Linked DNA regions of Homo sapiens: region 2 is linked to region 1. Evidence: read pairs that join two places in POLR2A ChIA-PET (ENCODE). Cell type or tissue: Panc1. All regions are shown on one strand. Each heading gives the region's core, and the rest is flanking DNA. Links, peaks and the distances in the headings are about the cores only.

Evidence for each region. Peaks named below come from ENCODE experiments on the same cell type or tissue, not always from the same donor. Only the 100,000 strongest peaks of a DNase experiment are listed, where the experiment ranks them.
Region 2: POLR2A ChIA-PET joins it to region 1 with 6 read pairs; 4 of 35 experiments call an interaction of 5 or more read pairs at or near these places.

Annotation. Positions count from the first base shown.
Region 1 is chr6:139,390,428-139,399,737 of GRCh38, forward strand. No RefSeq gene overlaps it. Among named protein-coding and RNA genes, the nearest start is that of CITED2, 20 kb to the left of the region's middle. In Panc1, for the core only: no CTCF peak of the experiment used is centred there; no DNase peak of the experiment used is centred there; H3K27ac peaks cover 547 bases.
Region 2 is chr6:139,484,064-139,493,373 of GRCh38, forward strand. No RefSeq gene overlaps it. Among named protein-coding and RNA genes, the nearest start is that of LINC01625, 14 kb to the left of the region's middle. In Panc1, for the core only: no CTCF peak of the experiment used is centred there; no DNase peak of the experiment used is centred there.

The sequences.
Region 1 (9,310 bases), core at 2,881-6,880:
GTCAGTTGCAGATGGCAAGGCCCATACAAACCATCTTATTCAATCCACTTTATTTAGAGATGATAGAAATTCAGGCTAAAGGAGGTAAAGTGACTTGCCCCAGGACACAGAGACAATAAAGAGCAAAACTTGAAAGAGTTGCAGAAGATTATATCAACTGTCATGTGAAGTTCAGGCCCTGTTGTTTATGTCCTGCTGACAATCCTGAAGGGATCAACTGTGCACCAGCTGCCACCACAAAAAACCTATGTGTAGCCAAAGACTTCGCTCAAAGTACAGACCAAAGACAGCAGTCATGAGAGATGGGCTGGTGGTTAGAAAAATGATCAGAGTTGTTCTTAGCTCTCTGGAATCTCTGGAAAGCCAACTTCATATCAGAACTCGAACTGGGCCATATGTGCAGGTCAAGCTGGTGGCTAGCAGGGTGCTCTGAGGACACATGAAAGGTCAGCGCCCCTTGCTCAGCCAAATGCACAGACCCTGTTCATTGCAAAAATCTTGATGTTTTGCTTTCAGATTATTTCATGAAAACTGTTTATCATAGGCAGAAGCATTGGTTTGAAGAATACTGGGAGCAAAAGTGATGCTATCGAAGGTGTGAATCCAGGTCCACGACTAGGAGTTTGAAACATCTGGAAGCACCATTACAATTCTGACTTAGGTAAAGACTGCTCAGTGAGCAAATAGAGTCTGAAAAAGCAAAGTGCCTAATATGGATCATACTGGGCCGGGCGCGGTGGCTCACTCCTGTAATCCCAGCACTTTGGGAGGCCGAGGCAGGTGGATCATGAGGTCAGGAGATCGAGACCATCCTGGCTAACATGGTGAAATCCCGTCTCTACTAAAAACACACACAAAAAAATTAGCTGGGCGTCGTGGCGGGCGTCTGTAGTCCTAGCTACTCGGGAGGCTGAGGCAGGAGAATGGCCTGAACCCGGGAGGCGGAGCTTGCAGTGAGCCGAGATCGTGCTACTGCACTCCAAGCTGGGTGACTGAGCAAGACTCTGTCTCAAAAAAAAAAATATATATATATACACATATAAATATATATATATACATATAAATATATATATACATATAAATATATATATACATATAAATATATATATACATATAAATATATATACATATAAATATATATATACATATAAATATATATACATATAAATATATATATACATATAAATATATATATATACATATAAATATATATATATATTTATATGGATCATACTGACCAATTAACCAGGCATTTCTCTTAACCCAACTGTGTCCCTTTATCAGTGCCAGAGAGACTGATCACCCTTCTTTCCAGTATCCTCTGTTTATTACAAGGCTCTTTTAATTTCTGGAATGTACAAGTGAGGTCAGCATCACTGGAATTTTGAGGTGTGAATAGACCTATAGTCCACCCTCTGAAAGGGAGCGAAACTAGAATGGGCCATGCCCCTGAGATTAGCTATCTAGAGAAATAGCTCAAGAGTCTGTCAATACAGGTATGGCTGGGACAACAGGAGGCACCTATTTCTAATCAATGGCTGGGCTGTGAGCTTGGGGAGGCACTCTGGTTGACAACAGAGGAATGAAACTGCTTTCAAAAAGGTGCAAAGCAGCAATCAATGATCAGAATGTTAGCTACGAAAGCTGAAGTCCAGTGAGATATCTGAAGAAAGAGGCGTTAACCAAAGGCAGATGGTCAGCATGGAACCCATGTTAAGTGGAATTGAAAGAGCAAGACTTTGCTTGAGCCCAGGAGTTCAAGGCTGCAGTGAGGTATGATAGTGACACTGCACTCCAGTCTGGGCAACAGAGTGAGACCCTGTCTCTAAAAACAAATAAACAAACAAACCATGCGCGCGCACACACACACACACACACACACACACACACACACAACCCATAAAAGAACAAGACTTTGGGCCGGGCGTGGTGGCTCACGCCTGTAATCCCAACACTTTGGGAGGCCGAGGCAGGTGGATCACTAGGTCAGAAGATCGAGACCATCCTGGCTCACACGGTGACACCCCGTCTCTACTAAAAATACAAAAAATTAGTAGGGCATGGTGGCAGGCTCCTGTAGTTTCAGCTACTCGGGAGGCTGAGGCAGGAGAATGGCATGAATCCGGGAGGCGGAGCTTGCAGTGAGCCGAGATCGCGCCACTGCACTCCAGCCTGGGTGACAGAGCGAGACTCTGTCTCAAAAACAAAACAAAACAAAACAGAAAAATTAGCCAGGTGTGGTAGTGTGTGCATGTAGTCCCAGCTAGTAGGGAGGCTGAGGCAGGAAAATCGCCTGAGCCCAGGAGGTAGAGGCTGCAGTGAGCCATGATTGCACCACTGTACTCCATGCACTCCAGCCTAGGCAACAGAGTGAGATCCTGTCTCAAAAAAAAGAAAGGAAAGGAAAGTTAATTATTAATTAATTCAATTGGTTAAGAATCCTTCCCTTCCCTCCCTAAAACATAAAATGTAAGCTGTAAAAAAAGAGGTCTTTAGTGATGGCTTTTGGCTGGCATCAATTACACTGCATTCTTTACTTAACACAGCACTGTGTCTAATGACTCAGAAACAGAAAAACAGTATACCATTGGGGGAAGTAAAAGAAGGAAGAAAGGAGAGACCATACTTGCTGAATGACTGTAGGAGCCTTAGAGTATGCCATTGGCTTTCATATACATTGTCTTATTGAATCTCAACGTCAACTCTGCTCAAATGGTGTTACTATCTGAGGCCCAGAGAGGGTAAGTGATTTGACTGAAGTCACTCAGTTCCCAGGTGGCACAGCTGGGGTTTCAGGTGAAATCGACCTGACTTCAACACTGTAAGGCTTTCTATTCTTGTTTATTGCTTTTAAAAGACAGTAGAGTAGAGTAGGACTTTGGACAGAAGTTAAGCTTTTCCAAGCAAGGGTTGTGTTTTGTTTCTCCAAATCTAGAGAAACTGCTCCCAAATTCTTTAACCTTTCATCCCTCTTTTCTCCACTTTAAGGACAGGACATAATAATCAGCACTATCCTAGATGGAAAGGTGAAAAATACTCTTCTTTCCATTCTCTCTTTCCAACTTTGAATGAAATAACAGCTTTTCAAAACATATAATTAAGGAATCTTAACACAAAAATAAAACAAGACAAACTACAAAAGAAGAGGAGCAATGGATAATGGTTTCAGTGAATCCTGGGGGATGCAAATTTTCTTAGCGCTTCCTGGTAGCCAAGGCAAAGGGAGAAATATGTTGTATTATGTAGCTTTCAGTGTCCAATAAGGAAAGGACTACTAGTTTATTAGGAAAGATAAATGATTTTTTTTACTCGTAGCTGAGAGAAATTCGTCATGTGAGTTATCCTAGAAGGGCATTGAATGACATAAGTGAAAAAGTACTGGAGAACAGTTTTAATGTTACAAAAAAAAATTTTTTTTTTGGCTTGCTACAATGTCCCTTTGATGAACAACTCTAGTAGAGGGATAGATTTTTATGTTCTAGTTGCTTATTCACTGTGAAACAATAACTTTCCATATGTTGACCAAGGAAAATCTTCCCCTGAAGGTCTTCAATTGCTTCCTCCCATATTTCACCCAGGCTATTTCTGCCATAAGTTTTTTTTTTAAGTGTAGGTCTCTTTATTCTTGTCCTGCCACATTTTAGATAGAAAATTACTGTGAAGATGTTCTGTGCTGGTTTCTTGTGCTTTGTTTAAAATACACACACACACATACACCACACCATACACACACACACCCCACACCATACACACACACACACCCCACACCATACACACACACACACCCCACATACCAAACACACACACACACACACACCCCACATACCAAACACACACACACACACACACACACACAGAGCACGTATAGTTTTTTTCCATGGAGAGGAGGGAGAGGAGGTTTTCATAATGTTTCACACTTTAAAAAAATCTCCTCCAATACCTACTTACAAAACAGCCATAGTGCAAGTCATCTTAGTGTTAGCCATTAAACCTTATCTCTTACATCTGACCTATGATCCATGTATGTATTTGTTTTCTCCCCTTTTTATACTTCCAGATTGAACCATTCACAAGTGTTCCTCTCTCTGTGTGTTTCTTTTTTTCTTTCTTTCTTTCTTTTCTTTTCTTTTCTTTTTTTTTTTTTTTTGAGACAGAGTCTTACTGTGTCACCCAGGCTGGAGAGCAGTGGTATAATCTCAGCTCACTGCAACCTCTGCCTCCCGGGTTCAAGTGATTCTCCTGCCTTAGCCTCCCGAGTAGATAGGATTAGAGGTGTGCACCTCCATGCCCAGCTAACTTTTTGTATTTTCAATAGAGATGGGGTTTTGCCATGTTGGCCAGGCTGGCCTCAAACTCCTAGCCTCAAGTGGTCAGCCTGCCTCAGCCTCCCAGAGTGCTGGGATTACAGGCCTGAGCCACCGCGCCAGGCCCTCTCTCTCTTTTGTCTCTGGTTACAATGTCAGAAATCAGAACTTTCTGTACTGTACTTACTTTTGGACTTAAATAATCCATTTCTTCCTCACTACATTTGTTAGAATTATAAAGTATTTATAGTTATTTTTTTCAAATTTCTTCTATTAATAACAAATAACAACTCTTCAGTTGCATTTCTACACATACTTCCTTTAAGGACAGCTTCTGCATCCATAGGTTTGTGTATCTCTAGCATTATACAGGTGCATAACTTTTTTTTCTGGCTTGTAGAGTAAACTTTACCAAAGTTTCTCAAACCAAAGAGGAGATTATATTGTAATAGTACAAATTAGTTTACAGCTGATTGTAACAAATTTTTTATGATTGTGATGAAAGTGGTTGATATAAATACAAATTATAGAGGAGTGAAATTTTGTTCCTTTGCAGGAAAATAACTTTCACGGAAAATACAAGAAAATATTTTTTTAAAGGGGACAAAAATTGCCCAGCTTCCCTGAGTTTGACAGTTTAGCATTTTTTCTTTCAGAATTTTTCAGAAGGACTTTCCAAGGACTCCAGAGGGAGTTGGGGGCTGGAGGAGAAATACATATATCTCTCTCCAGCAGCATTGCTTGCAAGGTCATGTACCTTGAACTTGCATTTGACTGAAATTGCTCTGTGGGTTGCTTCTAACTCCCTGGGCTATAGGCAGCTGCCATTATAAATGCCAATAAGATAAGTCCACCACCAAGTTATCACAACTGGGTGGTCTTTAGTATGGGAAAGAGCCTCAGCTGTTAACAAGCTGTGAAGAAACCATTTGGGCAAAACATACCACCTTAAAATATGGCACTTTGCTGTCGGCTCTAAGGGACCTCTCCTTCCCTCTCTAAATATTTTCTTGTTTCCCCATCCCCTGGCTAAGAACCTTTATTTAAAGCTATTGAGCTTTCCCTTTCTAATTATCTATGCAGTATAATTATTTTTTTCATAGTACGCTTTTTAAGAGGAAGGGAAGCATGGTGGAGTTGTAATCCTGGAAGAGCAGAATTCCATTCGCATCGCCTCTTAAGAGTCCCTAGCTTTGGCGGGGTCCCTTTTTCTGGCCCACAGCTCTCAAGTGCCCCAGCTCCCTTGGCAGCCTTGTGTTAGCCTGAAGTTGGAGAATTCTGGCAAAAGGCGGTTTGCAATATGTACTGTAATGAAAGCCCAGCTGTTGGGGTCTGGAGGCTGAGCTGTGAAGACACCGCTCTGCTGGTGTTCTTGCCTGGCTTGAAGAATTGTCCTTCACGGATCCCCAAGGCAGCACTGGGAGAAGGAAACTATTTTTCAAGATGCATGCGCATATCAAATACGACTTCCTGGAGGCTCCTTCTAAGCCACTTCTGCATTTCAAAGAGGGTTTATTTATCCCATTAGTTAAGTCATCACGTTTAAGGCAAAAGAGGCTTTTTACAGGTGCCTTTAGAAAGGACTTTCTATACATTCCCCTGTGTTGAGCTGACAATGAAGTTCCCACATTGGTTGCTATGCTAATTTAAAATATGTTTTGTTGCTCTTAGGAGATAAACAAACACTTCAGGAAGAGAAATTTTCACAGAGTATTGTAGACCTGGTGTGAGTGCATACAGCAGTTTTTCTCCCCTCAGCAGCTTCGTCTTTGGCAATCACAGTTATAACTATCACTTAGTGACACTAAGCTTTAATTTTTATTTATTTATTTATTTATTTGTTTGTTTGTTTGTTTATTTATTTATTTTTGAGGTGGAGTCTCGCTCTGTCGCCCAGGCTGGAGTGCAGTGGCGTGATCTCGGCGCAGTGCAACCTCCGCCTTCCAGGTCCAAGCGATTCTCTCACCTCAGCCTCCCAAGTAGCTGGGATTACAGGCGCAGGCCCCATGCCCAGGTAATTTTTGTATTTTTAGTAGAGATAGGGTTTCGCCACGTTGGCCAGGCCGGTCTGAAACTCCTGACCTCAGGTGATCCGCCCGCCTCGGCCTCCCAAAGTGCTGGGATTACAGGCGTGAGCCACCGCACCCGGCCGACAGTAAGCTTTAAAAAAATATTTTTTGGCCGGGCACGGTGGCTCACGCCTGTAATCCCAGCACTTTGGGAGGCCGAGGCGGGCGGATCACGAGGTCAGGAGATCGAGACCATCCTGGCTAACACGGTGAAACCCCGTCTCTACTAAAAATAGTAAAAAATTAGTTGGGCGTGGTGGCGGGAGCCTGTAGTCCCAGCTACTCGGGAGGCTGAGGCAGGAGAATGGCCTGAACCCGGGAGGCGGAGCTTGCAGTGAGCCGAGATCGTGCCACTGCACTCCAGCCTGGGCGACAGAGCGAGACTCCGTCTAAAAAAAAAAAAAAAAAAAAAATATATATATATATATATACACATATATACTTTTTTTTAAATTTTAGAGACAGGGTCTCGCTCTGTTGCTCAGTCTGAAGTGCAGGGGCATGACAATAGCTCACTGAAGCCTCGAAATCCTGGGATCAACTGATCCTCCCAGTTTAGCCTCTTGAGTATCTAGGACTACAGGTATGCATGCCACCATGCCTGGCTAAGTTCTTTTTTTTTTTTTTTTGAGACGGAATCTCGCTCTTGTCACCCAGGCTGGAGTGCAGTGGCATGATCTCGGCTCACTGCAACCTCTGTCTCCTGGGTTCAAACGATTCTCCTCCTCAGCCTCCTGAGTAGCTGGGATTACAGGTGCCTGCCACAACGCCCGGCTAATTTTTGTATTTTTAGTAGAGACGGAGTTTCACCATGTTGGCTAGGGCAGGCTCAAAAGTTGTTTTTTTTTTTTTCCTTTCTTCTAATTTTTTGTAGCGACTGGATCTCAGTGTTTCCCAGGTTGGTCTGGAAGTCCTGGCTTCAAGAGATCCTCCTGTCTCAGCCTCCCAGAGTGCTGGGATTACACGCGTGAGTCATCACGCCTGGCCCAATATTAAGCTTATTTTGTGCCATTGTGATAGTTTCCTAGTTAGCTCTATACCTCCAGTTCCCATTTATCCAATTCTTCCTACACACTAGAGCCAAAGTGTTCTTTCTAACTTAAAAATGCTATCATGTTGCTCCTTATTCCTGAGCTTAAAATTCTTCAAGGATCCACAGAAGGTGATGCCACCTTTTTAGCGTGGCAGAAAAATCCTTCATGCCCTGGTCCCTGACAATCTCTCCAACTTTACTCTCCCACAAGGAGCATGCTTCCTAAAGAGCAATAGAGAGCCAACATGTATAAGTACTAATTACTAAGTACCAAGAACAGGGCTAAATGCTTTAAAAAGTGCAATTTGGCCGGGCGCAGTGGCTCACGCCTGTAATCTGAATACTCTGGGAGGCCGAGGTGGGTGGATCACCTGAGGTCAGGAGCTCGAGACCAGCCTGGCCAACATAGTGAAATCCCGTCTCTACTGAAAATACAAAAATTAGCTGGGTGTGGTGGCAGGCACCTGTAATCACAGCCACTCGGGAGACTGAGGCAGGAGAATCGCTTGAACCCAGGAGGCGGAGGTTGCAGTGAGCCGATATCATGCTACTGCACTTCAGCCTGGGTGACAGAGTGAGACTCCATCTCAAAAATAAATAAATAAATAAATAAAAATAAAAAATAAATAAAAAGTGCAATTTGATTCTCTTCATGACTTCAAGAAGTAGATAGTATTATTATCTCAATTTTGCAGATGTGGAAACAGAGGCTTAGAGAGCTTAGGTAACTTGTGGGAAGTCTCCAGTTTCTAAGTGGTGAAGCCTAGAGACCCTTCCTGATGATCTGACGTCAAAGTCTGTGTGTTCAACCACTACACTATGCTATTTCTTCTGCTGAATTGCTAGCTGTTTCTGAACACCCTGTTCATTCTCTCTTATGACTTATGTCTTTACACATGCTGTTCCCATTTCCTGGAAAGATCAATCACATTTGTTCAACTGCTGGCTCTTTCTCCACCCTAACATCTCCACTCAGTTGTTAATTTCTCCAGAAGCCTTTCCAGCTCTCCAAGGCAGTGTTAGGACACAATGCTCTGCAACCATACAGCCAAATGCTGTGTGCAATCAAGCTGTTATTTGCTTGCCTTGGGTTTGCTTACATCTTACATATCTAGTTCTGTGACTGGACTGTGGGCCGTTTGAGGGCAAGGAATTTTATTTTTATATCCCTAATGCTGATGTCAGTGTCTAATACATGATTAGTTGAGGCTCAATAAATTCTTGTTGAATGGTATGAATGTAAGAATGAATTGATAGGAGCTGGGGAAATATAATGTGCACATGATTTGCTTATTTTTAATAGAATCTTGTCTATTCTCTGGTGCAAAAATTTCCCATCTGTGGTTTTTACATCCCTCAGGGTCCTTGAAGATTGTAATAGCTCCTTGAGTTATTTTCAATATTTCAAAAGGCTAACAGAAACCATTACATTTACTTACAATAAGTCCCTAGAGGCTAAATAAAATGTCAAGTTTCTTTGCTCTTGGCTAAAATCATATCAACTTGTTGTGGTAACAACAATCTCTGGTAACAGAGATTCTCTCCTAATGATCAGAAACTCTGACTGGCAGGAAGGGCTAGGTGTGATTAATAACACAATAAGAAAATAAGTGATCTGTTACTTAAATACTGCTTGTTTAGTGGAAGAAATTCTTCAAAGATTAGAATTACAGGGAGAAAACTCCAAATAAAAGTAAAACCTGGCTGGGTGTGGTGGCTCACGCTTGTAATCTCAACACTTTGGGAGGTCGAGGCAGGCGGATCGCTTGAGCACAGGAGTTCAAGACCAGCCTTGGCAACAGAGTGGAACCTCATCTCTACAAAAAATACAAAAAATTAGCTGGGCACGGTGGTGGTTTACGTGTATAGTCTCAACTACTCAGGAGGCTGAGATCGATTGAGCT
Region 2 (9,310 bases), core at 3,184-7,183, 94 kb after region 1:
CACTCATCACACCTTTTATTTTTCTTTCACAACACTTATCAAAAGTATAGATTTCTTTTTTTTTTTTTTTGGAGACAGAGTTTCACTCTTGTTGCCCAGGCTGGAGTGCAATGGCACAATCTTGGCTCACCACAACCTCCACTTCTGGGGTTCAAGCGATTCTCCTGCCTCAGCCTCCCGAGTAGCTGGGATTAGAGGCATGTGCCACCATACCCGGCTAATTTTGTATTTTTAGTAGAGACAGGGTTTCTCCATGTTGGTCAGGCTCTCAAACTCCCGACCTCAAGTGATGTGCCCACCTCAGCCTCCCAAAGTGCTGAGGATTACAGGCGTGAGCCACCACGCCCAGCCAGATTTCTTTTTCATGATTTGTTTTTTCTACTAGACTGTAAGCTACCTATAAATAGATAACTAATATATTTAGTTTAATATTATATCGTTAGGACCTGGCACAATATCTGGAACAAACCAAGTGTGCAATAAATATTTGTAAAATTATGATATATTTTGCTTTTTCTACTGTATAAGAGATACTATAGGAATACATAGATAGATAATTGTTGTTAGCCCTTATGGGGACGCTTAGTGTCTCTATTGCCTTCAAGATGAAAAGATACATTGTATTAGGGATAAAAAGGAATACAAAAAATGTAGTGATTGACTATAGAAATATTTTCTTATCATAATGTGTGTGATTTTTTTTCCCTTTTTTTTTTTTTTGAGAAGGAGTCTTGCTCTGTTGCCCAGGCTGGAGAGCAGTGGCATGATCTCAGGTCACTGCAACCTCCACTTCCCAGGTTCAAGCGATTCTCCTGCCTCAGCCTCCCGAGTAGCTGGGATTACAGGCGGCTGCCATCATGCCCAGCTAATTTTTGTATTTTTAGTAGAGATGTGGTTTCACCATGTTGGTCAGGCGGGTCTCGAACTCCTGATCTCATGATCAGCTTGCCTCAGACTTCCAAAGTGCTGGGATTACAGGCGTGAGCCACCGAGCCTGGCCAATAATATTTGTAAATATTAAACATTAAGGAAATTCATGATGCTAGAGAACTATATATTTATTCAGTAATGTCATTAAATGAGTTTATACATTATTAATTACAGTATTATATAATTTTTGGGGATGATATATATGGTGAGAGACATAGACTATTATTTATTTCTATATTTATTTTTAATTGACAAAAATTGCATATATTTATCATGTACAACCTGTTTTGAAATAGGTATACATTATGGAATGGCTAAATTAAATTAATTAACGTATGTATTATCTCATATGCTTATTTTTGTTGTGATGAGGACACTTAACATTCACTGTCAGCAATTTTTGAGAATACAATACATTGTTATTAACTACAGATAACCATGTTGTTTAATAGATCTTTTGAATTTCTTCCTCCTATCTAGCTGAAATTTTGCATTCTTTGGCCAACAAATGTACAACCTTTTTGGTAGCTGGATACATATATCACACCCCTTGCAATATTAGCCCCAGAGTCCCCACGCTTTTTGGTTGCTGGGTGTCTAGAGCTCAGGTTGAGGAAATTAAGACTTCAGGAATATTTCTAACAGGAGAAGAAGACTGAAAGGATAATTGAGAGGATTGAAGGATTTGTTGATTTCTAGTGCTGGTGGAATTTACGTATGCCCTTCAATTTTGTATTGTTTAAAAATTTTCATCTTCCTTTTCAAGACTACGTGGATTAATTTTAAATACTCTTTAAATAACCAGCAGTTGCTCTGGCATGTGTTCACTGATGACCATATTTAGTTAAGAAGACACTGTTCTTCTGTATTTGCTTTCAGCTCTGATAGACAGTAGGGAAATAAGCACTTTAAAGTACAACAAACCAAAGCATTATGTAATAGGCAGAAGCAAACACATAATCAGATAAATGTATAAATATTTACAGAGTTTAGCTGCATTGGGCATTAAAACAAATAAACAAAAATCCACACTGTCACCCTTCTTTCAAAATTTTAGTCAGGCAGCCTTCAGGTAAAGCAAAGAAACTTTCTAGGCATTGAAACTGATGTGAGAGCTAATACTTACCTTGGGCTAAAATATGCCAGCTAAGTGATTTATAGGTAATAATTCATATAGTGCTTATGCTAACTGTAATGGATGCTGTGGTGTGTCACACAGGTGTCCCCCTATAGGCCCAAGGCATTGCTCCCATTTCCAGAAGTGTTGTCTGCTGACAGCTCATAGCTAAATCCTTCCCTAGAAATTGCTCTTGGCAGGGAGGAGCTGCCTGTCCAAGGCTACAGACTTTTTCAGGCCTGTATCCAATCACTGGTCAATATCTCTTCAGGGCCACGCCAGCTTCGGAGCTGGAATTAGTGGGATCAGCTGAGGCCTCTGTTGCCGCTGCCTCACCGTTCAACTTCTCTCTTTCCTCAATCTTGCTTCTCTCATTGCCTTACTGGTGTTTGTCCTGAGAGCATGCCCTCCACAAATGTAACATTTCTCAGAGTGCTATTATCAGGATTTATGAGAAAGTTGAGGTGCAGAGAGGTCAAGGAACTTGTTGCAGCTCACTGAACTGGTAAGTTGCAGAGCTAGCACCTGAACCCAGACTGCATGACCTTAACTACCATCTTTTGGAGCACAAGGTTTGTGGTGATATAGTAGATCAGGTGTGCCACATCATGAGGCTATTTAAACTGGAGGTTGGAAGAGTTTTGATAGATCCATTAGGTAATTGGGGGCCTTTGTAATCAGGGGAAAGCATGGGTTTGGAAGTCGAACTGATGAGAATTCTAATTTGAGCTCTAGTCATTCCTGGAAAAGTTGCTTATTTATTTTGTTTCAGTTTTCTCTATTACAAAATGGTAATAACGACACCAAACTTATAGGGTGATAGTGAAGATTAAATATAATGTATGAAAAGCAACTTGTATAGCACCTAGGATGATTGCAGCAGGTAACCAGCTAATGCATGGTCACTGCTGTTGTTTTAGGGTAGGTTCTTTTTTTTTTTTTTTGAGATGGAGTCTCGCTCTGTCACCCAGGCTGGAGTGCAGTGGCATGATCTCAGCTCACTGCAAGCTCCACCTTCTGGGTTCACGCCATTCTCCTGCCTCAGCCTCCTCAGTAGCTGGGACTACAGGCACCCCCCACCATGCCCGGCTAATTTTTTTGTATTTTTAGTAGAGACAGGGTTTCACCGAGTTAGCCAGGATGGTCTTAATCTCCTGACCTTGTGATCAGCCCGCCTCGGCCTTCCAAAGTGCTGGGATTACAGGCGTGAGCCACCACGCCCGGCCATTTTAGGGTAGGTTCTTAAGCTAGGGTGGAAATTTATGGAGAAGATGGAATAGAAGTCAAAATACTGAAAAAGGTATTTTAGAAAGGTAGAGATGGCTGCATGGTGTGTGATGGTGTATGATGGGATGGAAGAGCTGGATGCAGGTATGTTAAGTACCAATAATTAGAATTTTCTAGTAATATAAAGATATGTGGTAAAGAGGGTCAAACCTTGGGCAGTGGCTGTGGAAACACAGAGGAAAAAAGTAAACCTGGGTGATATCTTAAAGAATTGGCGAGATTCTGTGCATACAGGGCAAACAAAGAGGCAGTGAAAAGCAGCCAGGCAATTTGAAGAACAAAAGGCTGAGGAAAGTAATACCATTGAGGGAAAATATAGGGAAACCAAGGAAGGTGCAATAGTTGGGGTCGTGGTGAAAAATTCTGATGTTGAGGTGAGAGTGAGTAATAGATGTGAAAAGGATTGAGAAGAATCTGAACGAGAAAGGAGTTTTTCTAGAAAGCCAATGGTTTTATTAATTGTGATCTTTAAAAGGCAAGATTTCTGGTTGTAGCTTTTCTGGCTAAAATTTTGAGGGACAGAGAGGCAACAGATGTGGCTGCCTGGAACAGGTGCCATCCTTCTATAAAAGGGAGACGAAGACATTGGAATGGGGAAGGGCATCAGAATTGGGTTTGCAAAGAAAAGGGTCAAGATAGATTCATTCATGGAGATCACGTGAGGGGCGGATGCTGTCTTTTTACAAACTAAATCCCTTTCTACGTGGGTCCTATGGGAGGTATTCTTCCGTGAAATCTACCAATTCCAAAACTGACTCAGTGATTTTGCTACGTTTTCACTTTTGGGGGTTGTTTTAGAATGAAGTTTCAAGGTCATTGTGTCTCTTCTGTTCTTTCGCTTAAGAGCAACATGGTAGAATGCCTAGGCAACACCAAGGGGTTCAGAAGAATTATTTCTGTTTTTCCGCAAGGCTTAATAAGAAAGCAGCGTATTCTCCCTGAGGAAAATGACAGTTCATGAGGGCCAAATATATTTCTGTAAATTGTGAAGGATAATAATATTGTTCCAATTAAGCTCTTCATGCTCACAGTATAGAGGCCAACCTGACCTTATACAAATAGGACAGTAGGAAAAGAAAGAGGTGCTATTGCCAAAATACTCTCACCTGGAAGATAAATGTCTCAACTAAGCAGTTGCCAAAAAACTCTAGAGAAACTAGGAGCATCATTTTATTGTTTCAAACAGATGACTAGATGAATTTTTAAATTGAGAAACTATCGGGAGCTGGAATCAGGGAATTTGAAAGTATCAGCCATGCTTAGCCAAGTGGCCTTTCTCAGGGTCTAGGATTTCTTATGTTCCAATAACAAAGCCGAAATCCTTTAGGCAAACAGTCCTAGAAAAAAAATTTATTATTGGTTCACTAGGTGAATTTAACTTTGAGCTCCTAAAGTATATTTGTTTTACTGAGTATTGGTGATGTTTTCTAGGAGGCTTCCCTATAATTCATTTGCCCTAAAAATGATCAAGGCCAAATTTTATTGAAGGTCCACCTTTTCTTTTCTTGCAGACTTCGTAAGATGAAGAACAAAAACCTGAGAAGTAGGCTTTTCTTAGTTTGTCTGTGAGCAATAATGTTGTCTATTAATGCGCTTTTAAATATACAGTGAAAAAAATTATCTCTACAGTCAGTAAAATATACTAGAGGTGGGAAGAAAGAAGAACTCACAACTGTACTTAAAATTCAATTAGATGGGCTGCAGGCTTAGCATGAGATTAGCTTGCATACTGATTTTTTTTTCTCCCCTTAAATGCTTAAATTTTATCCTTAACCATTAATATAAATGTTCATGCTAAAGGATCAATACATGCCGTGGAAGCCTTCTTTTTTTTAAGTGAATTTTTGCCTTATTTAAGGAAACAAAATGCATTTGGGAAAGAAAGAAAGAAAGTACAATTTCATGCTCATTGAGCAGACATATACTCATGCTACCTGTGGCCCTTTTGGGAAAAGCCTCCCTTTTGAAGATTCCTAATTCTTATTCTGTGATATGGTATGCTTGACTCTAAAGGGCAAAATGTAGCTATATGGCTTTTTCTCATTGATGATTGAAATGTATGCCAGTCAAGTCTATGGTGGTAAAAACCTTGATCCATCATTTTATAAGGCCGCTTTCTCAAGTGACACCCTCACACTACAGCAGTTTTCAATGGAGACTTACTCCTCCAACTTCTTTCCTTCCAGGGGAAAAACTTCAAGATGGTTCATTTGATTGTCTAGAATTTCTTAAACTTGGTTACTGATGATAAACTGATCATCAGTTCAAATGTTTAGTCCCCAGAATTCTTTTAAAAAATGACATCTGGCCAGGCACAGTGGCTCATGCCTGTAATCCCAGTACTTTACTGAGGTGGGAGGATTGCTTGATGCTAGGAGATCAAGACCAGCCTGGGCAACATCATAAGACTTATCTCTACAAAAAAGTAAAAAAATTAGCCAGACATGGTGGCAGGCACCTGTAGTCCCAGCTATTTGGGAGGCTGAGGTGAGAGGATTGCTTGAGCCCAGGAGTTTGAGGCTGCCGTGTGCTATGATTGCACCACGGCACTTCAGCATGGGTGGCAGAGTGAGACACTGTCTCTATTTAAAAACAAAAAACAAAAACATCTTATAGGGAGCTCCACAGAAAAAGGAGCTTATGAGGCTGAGGCTGGTGAGAGGATGAAGGGGTGAGGAGGTAGGGAGAATAGAGTTAAACTTTTGCGATTTTAAGGCCCAATTAGTGCTATTCTATTCTATACTGCTGCTATCTGGGAAAGAGGAAAAATATCACCCAAATTCTTCTTGCCTCATGGGTTTCTGTTTATGAAACGTGAAGAATGATTGCATCTCTGAGAACAGCCTTTACCTCTCAGGTGTTATGCTAGAAATGGGTGCTAACTCTTGTTACTTCATCTACCTGTGCATGCCCCAAGTCTCTTATGCCTGGAATGAATTAGCAGTAATCCCTGACTTTTACTCAGTACTCTACACTGTATGAAAGATACCCTGCTCTTACAGAAAGTAACGAAGCCATCATGGACATGGTGTTCTTTCTTTGGAGACAATAAAAAGCACATTTCTTATGTTAAAAGAAAAACTTTAGACTAGTTAAATTTAACAGAATTTAATTGAGCAAAGAACAGTTCAAGAATCAGGCAGCCTCCTGAACCGGAATAGACTGTGGCACTGCCGGGTGGTGAAGAAAAATTTATGAACAGAAAAGGAAAGTGACAGACAGAAAACGGAAGTGAGGTACAGAAACAGCTGAATTGGTTACAGCTTGGTATTTGCCTTATTTGAACACAGTTTGAACAGTTGGCTGCCTGTGATTGGCTGAAACTCAGTGATTGGTGCAAGAGTAGGTTAGTCTGTTTACACATCCAGTTAGATAACAGTTCACTATGTATGGAGAAACCTTTATGGCAAACTTAAAATGTGTAAGGAAGCAGCTTTAGGCCAAACTTAATTTAACACTTAAAGGGCCAATCGTTTTGAAAGAGTTGACTAGGATTCTACTTATAAATATTCCAGTTATTTAAGTGTAGAATGCTGAAAAGAGTCCAATCTTAAAAAAAAAAAAAAAAAAAAACAAAAAACCTCCTTTGCTGTGAACCTGTTTCTTTTTACTACATTGTGAATTGGACACTTTTGTTTCTTTTAAGCTTTTGTATTTTATTTTGCTTTTCCAACTTGGTTCTTTGATGACAATCATGTCACACCTGAAGACTCTCTTTTTTTCCTTCATGCTCTCTTTCATTTGCTTTCATGCTAGCTTAAGGGCAGCTTCATTCCTGCATATATTTGTTATTTATTTATATAATTATTGATTTAGCAATTTGGTTAAAAAATGTTATTTTCACATACTACTTTTCCTTTCAATCACTTATCTGGTCTACTTTTTATTTCTTTATAGGCCTGCACTTTCTTGTTGATGTTTCTTTTAAAATGAAACTGTCCAAGGATATGAGCTTTTTCCTAAATCTTGCTGAAGTTTATGAATATATTTATTTATTTTTGTGGAGGGGGGGAGAGAGCAAGGTTGTGTTTTTATTTTTTAAGGAAAAATTTATTGTTTTAGTTTGTTAAAAATGTTAGTGTGAAAAATTAGCAAAGTAGTAATTACTTGTTGAAAAAATTATCAAAAATATAAAAGTGTAAAAAATGGCAAAGAATGAAACTGTTCTAATAGGTCCTTAATCCCACTCTCCAGAGGTAACTGCTATTAATAGTTTATATACGTCCAGATATTTTGCTATGTAGAAAATAGATAGATATGTCTACACAAATCTATCTATAACTGTGGCTGTATCTGTTATATCTATTATATATGTATATATTTTAGCAAATGTAACATCTATGTATAATCAATTCTCATTATTTACAGTAATTATGTTTTATAAAATTGCCATGAACACTGAATTAGTTAATACTAAAACATTGCTCCTAGGGGAAATACAGAGTTAGGTTCCTGTGAGCCTATGGTTACATTTTTTTCCCACTGTATTAGTCCGTTTTCATACTGCTATAAGGAACTACCTGAGATTGGCCGGGCATGGTGGCTCACACCTATAAGCCCAGCACTTTGGGAGGCCAAGGCGGGCGGATCTGGAGGTCAGGAGATCCAGACCATCCTGGCTAACAACGGTGAAACCCGGTCTCTACTAAAAATACAAAAAATTAGCTGGGCGTGGCAGCATGTGCCTGTAGTCCCAGTTGCTGGGGAGGCTGAGGCAGGAGAATGGCGTGAACCCAGGAGGTGGAGCTCACAGTTAGCCAAGATAGTGCCACTGCACTCCAGCCTGGGCGACAGAGCAAGATTCCATCTAAAAAAAAAAAAAAAAAAAAGGCCGGGCGTGGTGGCTCACGCCTGTAATCCCAGCACTTCAGGAGGCCAAGGTGGGTGGATCACGAGGTCAGGAGATCGAGACCATCCTGGCTAACACGGTGAAACCCCGTCTCCACTAAAAATACAAAACATTAGCCGGGGCGTGGTGGCGGGTGCCTGTAGTCCCAGCTACTTGGGAGGCTGAGGCAGGAGAATGGCGTGAACCCAGGAGGCGGAGCTTGCTGTGAGCCGAGATTGCGCCACTGCACTCCAGCCTAGGCGACAGAGGGAGACTCCATCTCAAAAAAGAACTACCCGAGACTGGATAATTTATAAAGAAAAGAGGTTTAATTGACACACAGTTCAGCATGGCTGGGGAGGCCTCAGGAAACTTACAATAATGGTGGAAGGTGAAGGGGAAGCAAGGAATCTTCTTCATAAGGCGGCAGAAAAGAGAAGTGAACACAGGAGGAACTACCGAGCGCTTATAAAACCATCAGATAGGCTGGGTGCAGTGGCTTACGCCTGTAATCCCAACACTTTGGGAGGCTGAGGCAAGTGGATCACCTGAGGTCAGGAGTTCGAAACCAGCCTGGCCAACACAGTGAAACCCTGTCTCTACTAAAAATACAAAAATCAGCCAGGTAGGCTGGGCACAGTAGCTCACACCTGTAATCCCAACAGTTTGGGAGGCCAAGGCGGGTGGATCACCTGAGGTCGGGAGTTTAAGACCAGCCTGACCAACGTGGAGAAAACCCATCTCTACTAAAAATACAAAATTAGCCAGGCACAGTGGTGCATGCCTGTAATCCCATCTTCTTGGGAGGCTGAAGCAGGAGAATCCCTTGAACCCGGGAGGTGGGGGTTGCAGTGAGCCAAGATCGCACCATAGCACTCCAGCCTGGGCAACAAGAGCAAAACTCCGTCTCAAAAAACAAAAAAATCAGCCAGGTGTGGTGGCATGCACCTGTAATCCCAGCTACTTGGGAGGCTGAGGCAGGAGAATTGCTTGAACCCGGGAGGCGGAGGTTGCAGTGAGCTAAGATTGTGCCACTGCCCTCCAGCCTGGGCAACAGAGTGAGACTCCATCTCAAAAACAAAAACAAAAAACCATCAGACCTCATGAGAACTCACTCACTATCACGGGAACAGCATGGGGGATTATGG